Regions from separate parts of the Homo sapiens genome. Here region 2 is linked to region 1. A link is an interaction called in ENCODE POLR2A ChIA-PET data of the cell type or tissue named here. Cell type or tissue: PC-9. All regions are shown on one strand.

The links. Peaks named below come from ENCODE experiments on the same cell type or tissue, not always from the same donor. Only the 100,000 strongest peaks of a DNase experiment are listed, where the experiment ranks them.
Region 2: POLR2A ChIA-PET joins it to region 1 with 10 read pairs; 6 of 35 experiments call an interaction of 5 or more read pairs at or near these places.

The regions. Positions count from the first base shown.
Region 1 is chr10:63,231,895-63,239,894 of GRCh38, forward strand. The region is part of intron 3 of JMJD1C (jumonji domain containing 1C); the gene reads right to left. Among named protein-coding and RNA genes, the nearest start is that of NRBF2, 100 kb to the left of the region's middle. In PC-9, no CTCF peak of the experiment used is centred here; DNase peaks (open chromatin) are centred at 4,707 and 5,737; H3K4me3 peaks cover 656 bases; H3K27ac peaks cover 4,920 bases.
Region 2 is chr10:63,435,859-63,443,858 of GRCh38, forward strand. All of the region lies in intron 1 of JMJD1C (jumonji domain containing 1C), which reads right to left. Among named protein-coding and RNA genes, the nearest start is that of JMJD1C-AS2, 9.3 kb to the left of the region's middle. In PC-9, no CTCF peak of the experiment used is centred here; no DNase peak of the experiment used is centred here.

The DNA of each region.
Region 1 (8,000 bases):
TGGTGTGATCACAGCTCACTGCAGCCTCCGTCTCCTGGGTTCAAGCAATTCTCCTGCCTCAGCCTCCTGAGTAGCTGGGATTACAGGCACTGCCACCATGCCCAGCTAATTTTTTGTATTTTTAGTAGAGATGAGGTTTCACCATGTTGGCCAGGCTGGTCTTGAATTCCTGACCTCATGTGATCCACCTGCCTCGGCCTCCCAAAGTGTTGGAATTACAGGCGTGAGCCACAGCACCCGGTCTCCTTTACCCTTAAGGGCTTATTTTCATACTGCTTCTTCTAAAGTTTTTTTTTTGTCATAGTCTTAACAATCATCTTCTCAATATATTACTATAATGTGAAGTCATCCCCTTTCTGGAACACGTTCATCTTTTCAAAGTTGTCCTGATTAAAAAACCACTGATCTTTTAAAATTGTTTAAAAGTTTCAGAAAAGAAATTTTATTAAGCCCATGAATGTTAAAAATTTTTTAAAACTGCATCTGGTCCTTTACAATGACAACATAATTTACTTTTATCTATGAAAAGAAATGAAAAATGTAAAACTGATACTGGTTAATAATTCATTTCAGAGAGAATGAGTATAGCTAAAACCTGCAGCTTGATCCAAGAATATTAACTGTTATGAAGGAAAAAAATTCCATAGTCCTAAGAAATCTACCTAGAAGTTTGCTGTTGCTATAAGCAACCCACTGTTATATATCCAGATATTTCAGGGATCTCTCCTTGGAACATCCATTTGGCATTGCTTGCAACTACTTATATCATTAATTACTAAGGAGGAAATGATAAAGTTTAAGAGAAGTATATGTCATGAGAAATTATGAAATGGTAAAAGGGTTCTGAATTTTAAAGTCTCAAGATTTTAACATTTTATGTACAAAGTTCTATGATGTTTCTATGGACTCATGATTTTTCAAATTAAAATATGATTACATGAAATAACATTCCTGTGTCATTTTCATTATTTGGTATATATAAATTCACCATTAAATTAATTTCAAAGTTCATTTTCTGTTTACTTTTAAATTTTTCCTCTGTTCAAATTTTTAGCAAACCACAATTCTTGGGAACTCAAATGTTACTGCAAACTTCATTTAAAGTGAAAAAGAAAACTACAATGCTGTCTAATTCCACTGAATATTTTAAGTTATTCTCTCTCAGTTAATTTTGACATTCTGATCTAGAAAAGTGACTCTGACCTGAAGGCTTTCACAAAAATTATCAATACAAAAACAAACAAGCAAACACACTACAATTTAATGGAATCTCAAGGCTGAAAAGGTTGCCACAATTTTAGTTAATCCTTTATAGTTAAAAATGTGTCCAATTAACCTGCATAGTCTAAAATATGCTCAACTGAGCACCACTGTTTTCAAACTCTTCACAGCATATTAATAACCTGATTTACTTCTTAAGCATATTTCCCTAAGGATAAAAGAGTATAGTCATTTTAACTCTTAGAAAAGCACTGTCTGTAACATTAGCACTGATAAAATTAGACTTAAAAAAAAATTTTAAACTTCATGTCTAACAACACCCAAAAAAACAAATCTCAAATTATAATCACATTAAAACACACCAGGCAAACAAAACAGAATTAATGACAAATACAAGGGTATTTTAATATAATTGTTTTCATTATATTCGTCAGAATTTATGTCCTGGAATTAAAATATCCCCCAAATGAAATCTACTTAAGCAATGGGATACAGCCTTAAAAATATTTTATCTTGGCTCAAATGATCACAAACAGAACCATAAAAACATTCCTTTTACTTTTCCAACTAGAAAGATTTTATATATATATGTATCTCCATATATACATATTATATATATATATATATCCACACACGCGCGTGCACACACACACACACACACACACACACCACCACCAGGATATATAACAGATATTACCAGTAATTTCTTTAGCTGAGTTATGAATAATCTACTTTGCTATGCTTTTATGTATTTTTCTGGAAGTTTTTTATTTTGCAATGACCATGTTTTGCTTTTATAATGAGAAAAAGAAACATTTAAGATGAAAAAGACTGATGCCAACAATTTATTCACAGTAATACTAATTTCCTTTGTTACAAAGTTTCAACAAAAAATGCAATATAATCTGACAGTTAAATATGATAAGCATACTCCATAGAAACCTAGCTAATTTAGAAATTTTGTTGGTAATGATAACAGAGTAAAATGAAAATACTCTTTGCATTCTTTTAAATACTCACATTAAAAGGTGGACTTAATCACTTGAGATCCAGAGTTACGAGAAGTCTAGCATGGGTAACATGACAGACTCTTGTTTAGAGTCTCTTGAAAACAAACAAAATGTAATCACAGCACTTTGGGAGGCTGAGGCAGGTGAAACGCTGAGCCCAGAGTTTGAGACCAGCCTGGGCAACATGGCGAGACCCTGTTTCTACAAGAAATACAAAAATTAGGCAGGTGTTATGGTGCATGCCTGTAGTCCCAGCTACTTGAGAGGCTGAAGTGGGAGGATTGCTTGAGCATGGGAGGTAGAGGCTGCAGTGAGCCACGATCGCACCACTGCACTCCAGCCTCATCAACAGAGAGAAACCTCCTCTTAAAAAAAAAAAAAAAAAAAAAAAAAAAACACCAAAAACAAAAACCTTCCCTATCCTATAAAAAAAAACCTTTTAATATGTTAATACTTAAATTTTTAGATTTGCTAAAAATATCGTTAAAGGCCTATAAAAAGAACGAGTTATTTAATGCAATATTAAGCTGGGCATGGTGGTTCACGCTTGTAATCCTAGCACTTTGGGAGGCCAAGGCGGGAGGATCACTTGAGGTCAGGAGTTCAAGACTAACCTAGGAAACATAGTGAGACCCTGTCTCTATTTAAAATAATAATAATAAAATAAAAAATAACAATGCTATTCTATTAGTACGACATTGATTGTACCAGGTATTACTCAAATGAAATTCTTATAAAACCTTTGCTAGTCATAAAAATAAAAATTTAATTCTGTAATACATTTTTTATGAACTAAGTCATAAAATTCAAATTTAACTTAGCTAGAGGGCATACATTTTCTTTACTTAACAGATGTGGTATACAGAAACATATCACATAGTATGTATCTGATGATTAATGTTCTAGGAAAAAAACAGTAATACAACATACACATTTAAGAAACAGACTTGTAACTTAGAAAGCACCAGGTAAAATAAATTTTGTATTTATTTTAAAAACTTGATGCAGCGTTTCAGATACTGTGCTAGAAGACTAAATGCCTTATTCTATAAGTATTTTGCCAATATAAATAGCAATTTAAGAAAATCAGCCGGGCACGGTGGCTCATGCCTGTAATCCCAGCACTTTGGAAGGCTGAGGCAGGTGGATCGCCTGAGGTCACGAGTTCGAGACCAGCCTGGCCAACACAGTGAAACCCCATCGCTCCTAAAAATACAAAAAATTAGCTGGGTGTGGTGGCAAGCGCCTGTAATCCCAGCTATCAGGGAGGATGAGGCAGGAGAACTGCTTGAACCCGCGAGGCAGAGGTTGCAGTGAGCCGAGGTTGTGCCATTGCACTCCAGCCTGGGCAGCAAGAACAAAACTTGGTCTCAAAAAAAGAAAGAAAGAAAGAAAATCAGCATGAACACAAAACCAAAATTCAGTCAATTCCCTATTATTCAGAAAGATTATTTATCTATTTAACAGTTAAGCATATTTACTTGCCACTGTAAATTAAAAGATTTTTTAAATTGTCACAAGAGAAGCACTTTCACAAAGATTAACCTCATTTAATCCTAACAATACCTCTGCTATTTTGATATTATTAGGTAATTTCTCCAAAATCACACAGCTAGAAGGCAAATCAGCAAAGGTCTGTCTAATGTCAAAGCACTTCCCACATACCCTTTTCCCCATCCATGCGCTTGCATAATCAAAATTTTGCATGCTCTCTGCTAGGTTTTCAATAACTTACCTACATTATTAGGAATATGGTCACATAAAAAGGAAGATGACCCAATTTATCCAATCATTTTATTGTTATTTTTAAAAACAGAAAATGACGTAGCTAAATTAAAACCAGGTTAGAAGAATATGGTATTCCAAGACTAGAAATGGATATCATAAATAGATTATATAATTTATGAAAATCCTCAAGAGTAATTTTGGAATTGGATATACTATCTTAATATACATGTCCTATTACATCAAATCACAACAAACAACTGTGTATCTTGCTTTATCTATTCGGTTACAGCAATATTACATTAACAGCTATTAACTAGCTTTTTTATTAATTAAAAATAACTACTAATAGGGTTTCTTGGTTGATCACCCAACTGAAACCTATCTTTCATAACAATATTCCCTTGAATAAACTTGATCCAGACCTGTAATATTCCTGCATTTTAACTACAATTTGCTAAGTGTCATTGGTATAAGGTCCGCTCCTCTCAGAATAACCAGAGTAAAAAAATCAGATAAATTAAGAAAACATTATAAAACCACTTGAAGAAAAATGTGTTTTCTTCTAAAGCCACATGTTAATATTCTTTGTGATACTTTTAATAATAGTTTTGAACTTTTTATGGCAGTTCAAAAGTCTGGAAGGCAGTTTTTCTTTCAAGCTATTTATTGGCATGACTTTTACACAGTTGAGTCATCATGAGTTTAACCTACTGAGTCACCTGCTTACAGCATCTGCCAACCACAATTTACTAACTGCAGCTTCCTCAAACTTAAACTGAAACAAACTCAGGAAGGCCTGGGAACTGTTTAATATTTTCCAAAGTAGTAACTGAAAATATTCCTCCAGCACAACCCAAGCTTTAAGAAGTAAAAAATTCCTGGGAAGCTGGGGAGGGAGGTCAACAACAAAAAAGAAGTAAAATTATATACTTGTATAAAGTATTCTACTGAAAATTCCTGTGCACAAACTAATACTGAGGCTGGGCATGGTGGCTCATGCCTGTAATACCAGCACTTTGAGAAGCTGAGGCAGGAAGATCATTTGAGGCCAGGTGTTCAAGACCAGCCTGGGAAACAGAGAGACCCTGTCTCTAAATATATATTTAAAAACAACTAATATTGAAATAGTATACATATACATCGTGTCAATGATTGATTCATACAGAACAAACACTGTTTTTGTTTTGTTTTGTTTTGTTTTTTTAAGACATCTTGCTCTTGTCCCCCAGGCTGGAGTGCAATGGCGCAATCTCGGCCCACTGCAACCTCCGCTTCCCAGGTTCAAGTGATTCTCCTGCCTCAGCCTCCCGAGTAGCTGGGATTACAGGTGCCTGCCACCATGCCCAGCTAATTTCTGTATTTTTAGTAGAGACAGGGTTTCACCATGTTGCCCAGGCTGGCCTCAAACTCCTGACCTCCGGTGATCTGCCCGCCTTGGCCTCCCAAAGAGCTGGGATTACAGGCGTGAGCCACTGTGCCTCGCCAAACACTCACTAAAAATTTTTTTTTAATATACAGTGCAATGAATGTAACTTCCAAATTAATACCACATCGAAGTTTTTTGGGCTGATTTTCACTTTTAGCATATAGTGCTATGGAAATGATGAATCTATAAATGAACTATAGTACCATACTTCTATTTTCTCAGAAAGAACGAATACAATCCAGTACAAATTGGAATGATCAGCAAGACTTGCTAGACTTGCCCAGTGACTTAGTCTTTTATGACACCTATTTGAGTCCATCCACTTCCTTCACTGAGGTCTTTGTAGAGCAATTACAAATACAGGTTGTATCCAAAATGCTTGGAGTCAGAAGTGTTTCAGATTTCAGATTTTTAAAAATTCTGTAACATTTGCATTACGCTTAGTAGTTGAGCACACATAATTAGAAAATCTGAAATCCAAAATGCTCCAATGAGCACTTCCTTTGAGTGTTTCAGATTCTGGGGTTTTTCAGATTTTAGATTTTTGGATTAGGGATACTCAACCTGTACATAAGAAATGTGTTAAATTACACAAAAAGAAAAAAAGGCGGCCAGGCACAGTGGCTCATGCCTGTAATCCTAGCACTTTGGGAGACCAAGGTGAGCAGATCACAAGGTCAAAACTTAGAGACCAGCCTGGCCAACACAGTGAAACCCCGTCTCTACTAAAAAAAAAAAAAAAAAAAAAAAAAAAAGCCGGGTATGGAGGCAGGTGCCTGTAATCCCAGCTACTTGGGAGGCTGAGGCATGAGAATCGCTTGAACCTGGGAGGTGGAGGTTGCAGCAAGCCAAGATTGTGCCACTGCACTCCAGCCTGGGTGACAGTGTGAGACTCCATCTCAAAAAAAAAAAAAAAGAAAAAAAGGAAGGAAGCTATAACTAAAATTCCAATGTATCATAATAGAAAAGCACATTAGCCACCTAGAATTTTTAAGGAAGGTATTATCCATAGTACTCTTTACGATGCCTTTCAGCATTTTTTTTTTACTGCTCCTAGAAAGTTTAACGTATTTAGAAAATTTAATTTAAAAAAGGGAAGAGAACATAAACTGAATGAAGCATATTAAATGCTTATTATAGTTTATCTTTAAAAAAGGAGTTTATATAACATAATTTGCTGAAATTCTATTAATTTTGAATAAAAATATTTAGAGTTCCTTCATGAAATAACATACTGAACATAAGGTCTTTAAATTAATACTCATGGTTATCTTTATATTATGATGCAGTTATAATCGATGTAAACTGTAACCTCTATAACAAATTGTTCCAGAAAGACAAAATTTTAGTTGTAACTGTTTTTTAGTTCTTCCATAACCTCATGCTGTCAAGCTGCCAATCTACCATCACCACTTTTTAAAGTGTTGGCTTCTCATATGCTATGGTAAGGGAAACTAGATTTGACAGCTTGTTGGAATTATGTTTGAAATAGTCTAAGTGTGGGACTAGGAGGCTCTCATTACTAAAATTTATTAGGAATATATTTCATTCAACAAGATTTTGAACACCTGGTATCAATTACTGTGCCAAGGCACTGGCAATATATCTAAGACAAAGTTCCTGACCTCAAGGATCTTACAATCCAGTGGAATTGAGACAGACACACAAATACGATACAGATTAAAGTATCTTTGTATCCTCTAGGATACAAAGGTGAGACAAAATGGGTTGGCGGGTGACCTAGTTAGGTGTGTCAGGAAAGGATTTACAGAGAAGGAAATATTTGAGTTGAGACTCAAGAAAAGTATGAAACCAAGGTTTTTGAGTTGGAACTTCAAAACTGCAAGGGCATCTGCCAGATAATAAGAGATCAGAAAAGAAGGTCTTTCAGACAGAGGAAAATTCATACGCAAGAATAGATGGGTGAAACAATATGGAATATAGGGACAAGTACACTGGTATGGATTGAATTAAGGACAGCAGAGTAGGTGAGGAAGAAAACTGAAAGACTGTAGTTTGGAGTGTTCTGTAATAGTCTAGGCGGGTAAGGATGGGAGCCTTACGATAGAGGAGAAGGGACAGATTAAGCAAAGTTAAAGAGGCAGAATTAGTAATTCTGGGAGACTAATATGTAAGGGCAAGAGAGAGACCTAAAACATTCCTACATGTTGATTTTTTTTTTGAGACTTGCGTCTCGCTCTGTCACCCAGGCTGGAGTGCTGTGGCACAATCTTGGCTCACTGCAACCTCCGTTTCCTGGGTTCAAGCAATTCTCCTGCCTCAGCCTCCTGAGTAGCTGGGACTACAGGCATGTGCCACCACACACGGCTAATTTTTGTATTTTTAGTAGAAACGGGGGTTTTGCCATGTTGGCCAGGATGGTCTCAAACTCTTGACCTCAGGTGATCCACCCACCTTGGCCTCCTAAGTGCTGGGATTATAGGCGTGAGCCACCGCTCCTGGCCCTACATGTTGATTTAAGTGACAAACTGGCATAGATGTGATTGATCTCATTAGCTGGGATACAGAATGATCAGGAAGAAAAACGAAATCAAGGTCTGATGGTTGAATGTGAATACAGTAAATAGACAGCAGAAGACATGGGTTTCACCTTT
Region 2 (8,000 bases), 200 kb after region 1:
ACTGCACTCCAACCTGGGAAACAGAGCAAGACGCTGTCTCAAACAAACAAACTAAAAAAGAGTGTGGCAAAATACTTGAGTACCCTCTCTAAATAAATACCCAATATGGTGGAAAGGTTAGATTCTATATTCAAAGAAAGGCAAAACCCTGAGATATTTTTACCTCATAGTTTTATATTCTATCAACAACAGTGCATTGGAAGGCATTAATATCTATGAAAGAGAAAAAAGAAGTGACTTCAATATGCAATATGTAATCACAGGCCTTGAGAGATTATATGAGGAGGGAGGAGGTGTTAAAGAGTATTAAAAATGCATATTTAAGTAGTAGCCGAATTCAACACAAGTTTCTGTTCTGTTTCACAACTGCAAATTTCTGTAAGCTAACCATAAATATTCAGTTGAATACAAGAGGAATAACAATTCTTCAATTACCTTATGTTAATGTAACAGTTTCAAAGGTGCCACAGTGAAGTAAACAATGACTCCAGCTCTTAAATTCCCCAAGTTAAAATCACTCTTAAAATCTCCTTTGAAGCTACTTACTAGCTCTCTTGTATGGTGGTGTAGCTGTTTCCTCTACCATGATTTTCAGACTTCTATCCTCTCATCTCTAAAAATCAGTACCTTGAAATCTGAACAGCACATTATACTAACCTACTACCATCAACCAGTCATCCACCACACTCATGCGTACCCTAAAATGTTATTCATCATGCCATTCAATATTATTTCTGTCCTAGTTTCTGTCCAATAATCATTTCTGGTGATTTCAGTATCCACAGTGATGACTGTTTTAATTGTTCCATTTCTCATTTCTTTGATTTCCTCTTCTTTAATGATTTTGTCCTCAACCTTATCTCAACCACTGACTTACCATGGCATACTCTAGACCAGAGGATCTTTAACTTTACTCAGGCAATATAAACCTATGGATTATCCTTTCAGACATAAGAAATCCTATCTTAGACCCTTATCATGGCCCCAAACAGCAATCCCTCAAAAATCTCGATTTCAAGCATCTTTCTCTCTCTCATGCCACTACCTCCTATTTTTCTTTTTCACATTCAAGTTCCCCTGGACCTAAGATTCACTGATCTCAACACCATTTCATTGCTATTCATCTCTCATTTTCTCACTTTTTTGCTCACCAAATGTAAAATCCTAGGTCTATCATTAGAGTAATTCATTTGCCCATCTCTGAATGCATCTTAGTTTTCCAGCCAAACCCCAATCATCATTAAATCCAACTCTCCACCTACTTTGTTTCTGTATCTAATCAATCAGCTGAACATAGCTGGAGATGAGTGACTGTAGGGAAATGAATGATGAATTCATCAAAGATTAACGATGTCAGTTAAAAAATCATGACCAATGTCAAGTCAGTCCTTGCTGTACATAATTTCCTTATTTCATTCAATCTTTACTCCCCTAGATGACTATTTCATAACTTCTCTTCTCAAATCCTATCAGCTGCTATTTCACTAAAAAGCAGAAGCAATCAGATTTCCACAAGCTCTTACCTCTCTCTCACTACCTAGCTACCTACAGCTATTCTCAAATACAGTATCTCTTTCTTCTCTTCTATTACTAGGGATTAAGTTTATGGTACTATCTAAGGCCAATTCTACTACTACCTAAAGACAGGGTTCTAGTAATTCCTCCTTAGTTGCATCATCAACTTAATCCTATCTCTGAATTGTTTTCATCAACATACAAATATGGTATATTGTCTTCCATTTTACAAAATCTTATCTTCCTCCTAAAGCTCTGCTCCATTTCTCTTTTTCCCAAATGCCTTGTCAATAATCTCTGTCTCCAATCTACTACCTCCAGTTCTCTAGTAAACTCACTTTATCAGGCTTTTGTTCCCACTATTACACTGAAACTGCTGATCAAGGTTACCAATGACTCATTAGCTAAAACTGAATTGTAGATTCTCAGCCTTTATCTTACTTCACTAAGCAGCATTTGACACAACCAGTAATCCCTCCTCTTCGAAACACTTTTTCCACTAAGCTTTCTGAACATCACTTCTGGATTTCATACCTCCCTGTCCCTTCTTTCTCATATATCTAATCTTTAAAAACTGCTCCAGGGTTTAACACTTAGGTATGTTCTATATTCACTCTCTACATCAACTCATTCAGTCTGATAGCTTTAAATGCCATTTATATACTGACTACTCCCAGATTCTCCAGCCTAGACCTCTCCCTTTAACTAACAAACATGATACTTTAAGTAACTGCCTGTCTAAATAAGCATCTCAAATTTAACACATCTAAAAGACAGATTCCCAATCCCCAGTATTATTACCGCTATCACCACCACTCTCCAAAATGTCTGCTCCTCCAGTCAATTCTCATCTGAAAAAAAATGGTAACTCTATGTTTTGCAGGAGCCAAAACCTTAGAACCCATCTTAAACCCTGTCTCTCACATCAGATGCAATTCAGCAACCCACTCTTATCAATTCTGTGTTGGAAATAAATATGAATCTGAGCATTTTTCACCACCTCTACCATTGCTATCACCATGATCTAATGCTACCACAGAATCGTTACAATTGCCTCCTAACCGCTCTCCCTGCATCTGCCTCACCCCACACCCCAAGAGTCTACTATCAACAAAGAAAGTAGAGGGATCCTTTTAAAACCACCTCGTTCATGCCTTCCCATCTCATCCAGAATGAAAGCTTAATCCTTAAAATGTTCTATAAGGTCCTTCACAAACTATCCCCTGCCATCCTGTTCCCCTTCTGATCTTTTCCTTCTCCTCTCCCACTTTTCACTGCTCTCTGACCATACCACATTCACTGCTCCTCAAATACGCTAGGCTCATTCCCAATCTCAGGGGCTGTGTATTTTGCTCTTCCTTAGGCCTGGTACTTACTCCAGACATCTACGTGACTAGCTTCCTTGTTTCCTTCAGGTCTTCACTCAAAAGTCACCTACTCGGAGAGGCATTCTCTGGCTCCCTTATCTAAAATGTCACCTCCGCCCCCTCAACATTCATGCTTTTATTTTCTTTCCTGGTACTTTATCTTACATACCATTCATCATACTCATTTATCTTCTTATCTTTTGTCTCTCCTTCCATAAACTGATTTCCATAAGGGCAGCAATTTGATCCACTTCCTTTCACAACTTTATTCCCAGTGCCTGATATGTACAAGGCATGCAATAAGTATCTGCTGAATGGATAAATCTAGGATTGCCCCCTCATACTTCAATCTTTAACTGCTATCCAACACCTGTCAAAGACTAAATAACACTGATATTTGAAGATGCTTGTGTGAAAACGGTCTTCAAATACCACAGGATAAAGTATTAATGCCCATTAGTACATACTCAAAATTCTATCATTTTATAAAGCTGTATTTTTAGACCTCAGTAGCTTTCTTCTCTGTAGAAACAACAGTAAGTTATTGTGTAATGTTCTGTTCCTGGCTTTCACTGAGAATTATTATTTTTTAACAGCCACATGAAGAACCTCCACGCAAACCACAAAACTATTATAAACATCACTATTAATTACAACATTTAATATTACTTAAAGAGAAATGCGTTCTTTTTAAACTCAGCCAGGAAAAACAATCTCTTAAAAATTTATTTATTTCATTACTTACCAAATATATCCCTGACTCTCAACAACTCCACACAAGTAACAAATTTCAGAATTAAACACTTACCATTTGTTCATACATTTAAGTTGAGGAGGATATTTCTATTGAACCACCTCAGTTTACACGGATGGTTTTTAAGGCCTTATTTCTATTTTATCAATCTTATTCATAGTTATCCTTAACAAAAGTCACCTCAAATTATTTTATTTAGGTAAATAATTGAAAAACAGACCGTATAATTCTCTAATACTATCATATATAAAAACAACATGTAGATCATAAAAAAGTCACTTATATGTCATGAAGTCACTTCACTGACATATATACTGCAGTCCTTCTAGTCTACAGTTTATTTTTTTAAGTAATTTGACATAACAAAGTTAACTAGGAACTTATTTCTCTATCAGCTACAAGGATGACAATACCTACCAATTAGAGAACAGTGCGTATGCAGCAAGGGAATGAGATACAATGATGCCTAAGGTGACAGTGAGATATGAAAGCAACCTTAATCTACAGACAGTGTAAAGACACTGAGAAACATAGGCACATTACAGAAAACTAACCAGGATTACTGATGGATATTTTTTCAGTAACTATTGCCCACTTTGGGAGGCCAAGGTGGGCGGATCACCTGAGGTGAAGAGTTTGAGATCAGCCTGACCAACATAGTGAAACCCCATCTCCACTAAAAATACAAAAATTAGCTAAGCATGGTGGCAGGCGACTTTAATCTCAGCTACTCAGGAGGCTGAGGCAGGAGAATCGCTTGAACCTGGGAGATGGAGGTTGCAGTGAGCCAAGACTGCACCACTGCACTCCAGCTTGGGTGACAAGAGCAACACTCTGTCTCAAAAGAAAAAAAAAAAAAATATATATATATAGAGAGAGAGAGAGAGAGAGAGAGCGCAAGCGTGCGAGCACACGAAGGAGAGTCGATTAAGGAAGTATTACTCAAATCAATAAGAAAATTCTGCAATTTCAGTAAACATCCAGACATTCACATCTGCCTTTATAATACCTCAAATGATTCTAATTACATTGTTTTTCATTCAGAAGTTTCTAATCAACAAAATTCAAACACATTCTCTGAGCATCCACCAAATAATGGTAGCCTTTATAAAAAGTTTCTATGATCTACCTCTTAGAACCCCAGGAGACAACTGAGTCTCAGAAGGAAGAGAACCACCAGACTGTTGCTGGATATTTTAATTCAAAATATCTTCCTTGAAGACTGAGCCTTGAGGTTACTGACCTTTATTACTGTACTGTCTACTGAAGTCTCCCTAACACTAAGTGTGCACAACCAGGTTTAGTAAAAGAAACATAAAACGGCACTGTGGTAACTGCTTCATACAATTTCACTCAATTCATATAACAACCCTTTTAGGTAAAATAGTACCTATCTTATAGATCAAAAAAGCCATGGTTCAGAGAGGTTAAATCATACAAGTTAACAGTTATGAAGACAACCTACTATGAAGTCACTAACACAAACAAGTAGGAGGAAAAGTGCTTGAGGTCAGGGAAAACTTCCTGGAAGAACTGTGCTTTAAAAGGACAGTAGGAATTAACCAGGCACAGAGTAGGTGTAAAGGCAAAGGGATTGTAGGAAAAAGGCACAAACAGAAAAAGGCCGTGTGTAAAACAGTATTGCATATACAAAAGAACTGAAAGCTCTCTTTAATCCATTTATTTAGAAGACTCTCCCTTTTTTACACGGTTTAGACTGAATCTTGACAGTCACTTAATTCTGTAACTCCTAAAGGTGTCCTTGGATTCTATTACTGGGACCTAGTATAACACAAAAGAAAGTGGACTCTGGAGTCATAGGACCTGGGTTCAAATACTAGTTATCAGTTATAATATGCATGAGCTGGAGAAATTCTTCTAGTCTCTTTATTCCTCAGTTTCCAGACCTATAAAATGGAAATAATAGTAGTAATGAACTTACAAAGTTTCCATGGGGACGAAGTAAGCTAATACATATAAAGTGCTCAAGATTAAGACAATACGTAGCACACAGGAAGTACTATATTAATGGGAACTAATACCAATCACTCCTCCCTTCCTCCTGCATTAGATCATAAGTCCTTCTCAAAATTATCTCATTTTGAGTTCCTCAACTTTACTTAACGCCCTCTTCTCAGTTTTCCTTTTCCAAGCATCACCCAGTTTTCAACAAAATCACATCATAATCAGCTGCTGACTTAAAGGGTTAACTCCAACATATGGTGGGAGTGAAAAAAACCCTGACTTTGATCCCTTTGTACTGCCACACTCAACCCTCTTCCTTTGTTTTTATTCTCATTATTCAATCACTTTCAGTTCTCTGGCCTGTTATTCTACGGCTATTATAATCACCTTAATAAATACCTTTGTATTCTGCTCCTCTCAATCCTCTTCTCAATGTTAACAGCGTTAGGTGTTTTTGAAGCATGGGAGACCCAAGTGAATAACATGTACTAGACATTTAAATATTCAAGAATATTTATATAGCACCTGTTATTTGTAAAGCACTGTTCTGTGGACTACACATCTAAGGTATTAAATGTACATACTGATGACTGGTTGAGGTAACTGGTGAGATCTTCAGCAAGAAAATTAGACCTGGTAAAATGATGTACAGACAAGCAACCAAAAATACTGTCCAAAGATTCAGGAAGACTGATCTAATCAAGAGTTGAGTTTTGCCATTACAGGGTAAAGAGTATAGTGAACAAGCCCAGAGTAGGATGTCCTAGACTGCCAGGGAGAAAAAACGCCAACAATTTTTAAACCTGGGTATATATCAATTTGAAATCAGTTATTCTTAATAAATCTAGGATACCAGAGAACTTACAATGCAGTTTAAAGTATATGACACGCACACACAAAATACATTAAGACAATGTTGAATATATATGAAGAAAGTATGTGTATTCATATTTGTTTCAGATTTGACTCAAGAACGATTAAACTTATAAACTTCTAAAAAGAAGAGACTTAGGTCATTATATCATCTGTAACTTCTAGCAATGCAGCAGAATGTTATGTATTTAATGTGCATAAAATAAATGCATTATAATTCAAAATGTAACCAACCAGAAAACGAAGAGAAAGTTTTCAAGATGGCATAAAAATGTGGCAAGTGTTTCTGTTTCCATGCCATACATTTCTTGCCTCCAAGCAAATATTCACATTATTCTCCTCTCTGGAATACAGTCTCTTCATCAAACACAACTCTTACCCATCCTTTATATAATCCAGCTTCTCCATTAAGCCTTCCTGTCATAGAAAGTATAACAATGCCACATTTTCATATTGTTCCTTCTCTTAATATCTACAGCACTTATTACTACATAATCCAATCCTTAAGTATTGAGTTTTTTTTCCTCCTAACACCAAATACATGATGTCTTTTCCAATACCACTTCTCCGACTCTCTGACATCAACTAGGTGCCCTACAATTCAATTCTGACACTACCCAGAGTTAGCATCAGACTCCACAGATTTAAGTCTCACAAGACTGCCATTACTTCATACACCAGTCACAAGCATGGGGTTCCCCAATCCTCTGATTGATCAACTGACCAGCAATAATTGGGGGCTCCCAGGCCCCCTCCTCCAGTTAGGTAATTTGGTGCAATAACTCACAGAACTCAGGAAAGCATTTTCTTACTAGATTATTATTATAAAGGATACAACCCAAGAACCACCAAACAGAAGAAATGCATGGGGTGAGGTAGGAAGTAAGGGAGCTTCCAGCTTCCACACCCTCTCTCAGGGTGTCACCCTCTCAGCTCTCCAAATCCCATCATTTACAGGGTTTTGTTTTTTTTGTTTTGTTTTGCTTTTTCTTCTTTTGACACAGGGTCTGACTCTGTCACCCACGCTGGGATGCAGTGGCAGCATCTTGGCTCACTGCAACCTCTTCTTCCTGAGTCAAGTGATTCTCCAGCCTCAGCCTCCCGAGTAGCTGGGACTACAGGTGTGAGCCACCGCACCCCGCTAATTTTTGTAATGGTTGTAGAAACAGGGTTTTGCTATGTTGCCCAGGCTGGTCTCAAACTCCTGAGCTCAAAGGCACCCACCCAACTTGGCCTCCCAAAGTACTGGGATTACAGGCGTGAGCCACTGCTCCCAGCCTTTTGACAGGTTTTTATAGAGGTCTGGTTACATATGCAAACCTTTTATAGAGGTTTGGTTACATATGCCACTGGTAATTTACTCTATCTCCAGTCACTCCCCACTCCCCAGAGGTTAGGTCATGGAGATGAGAGTGTTCCAAGCTTCTATTCAAGGTCTGGTCTTTTTGGTGACCAGACCATACCCTGAAGTTATCTAGAAGTCCACCAAGGGTTGCCTCATAGAAGAAATGACACTTCTATCACCC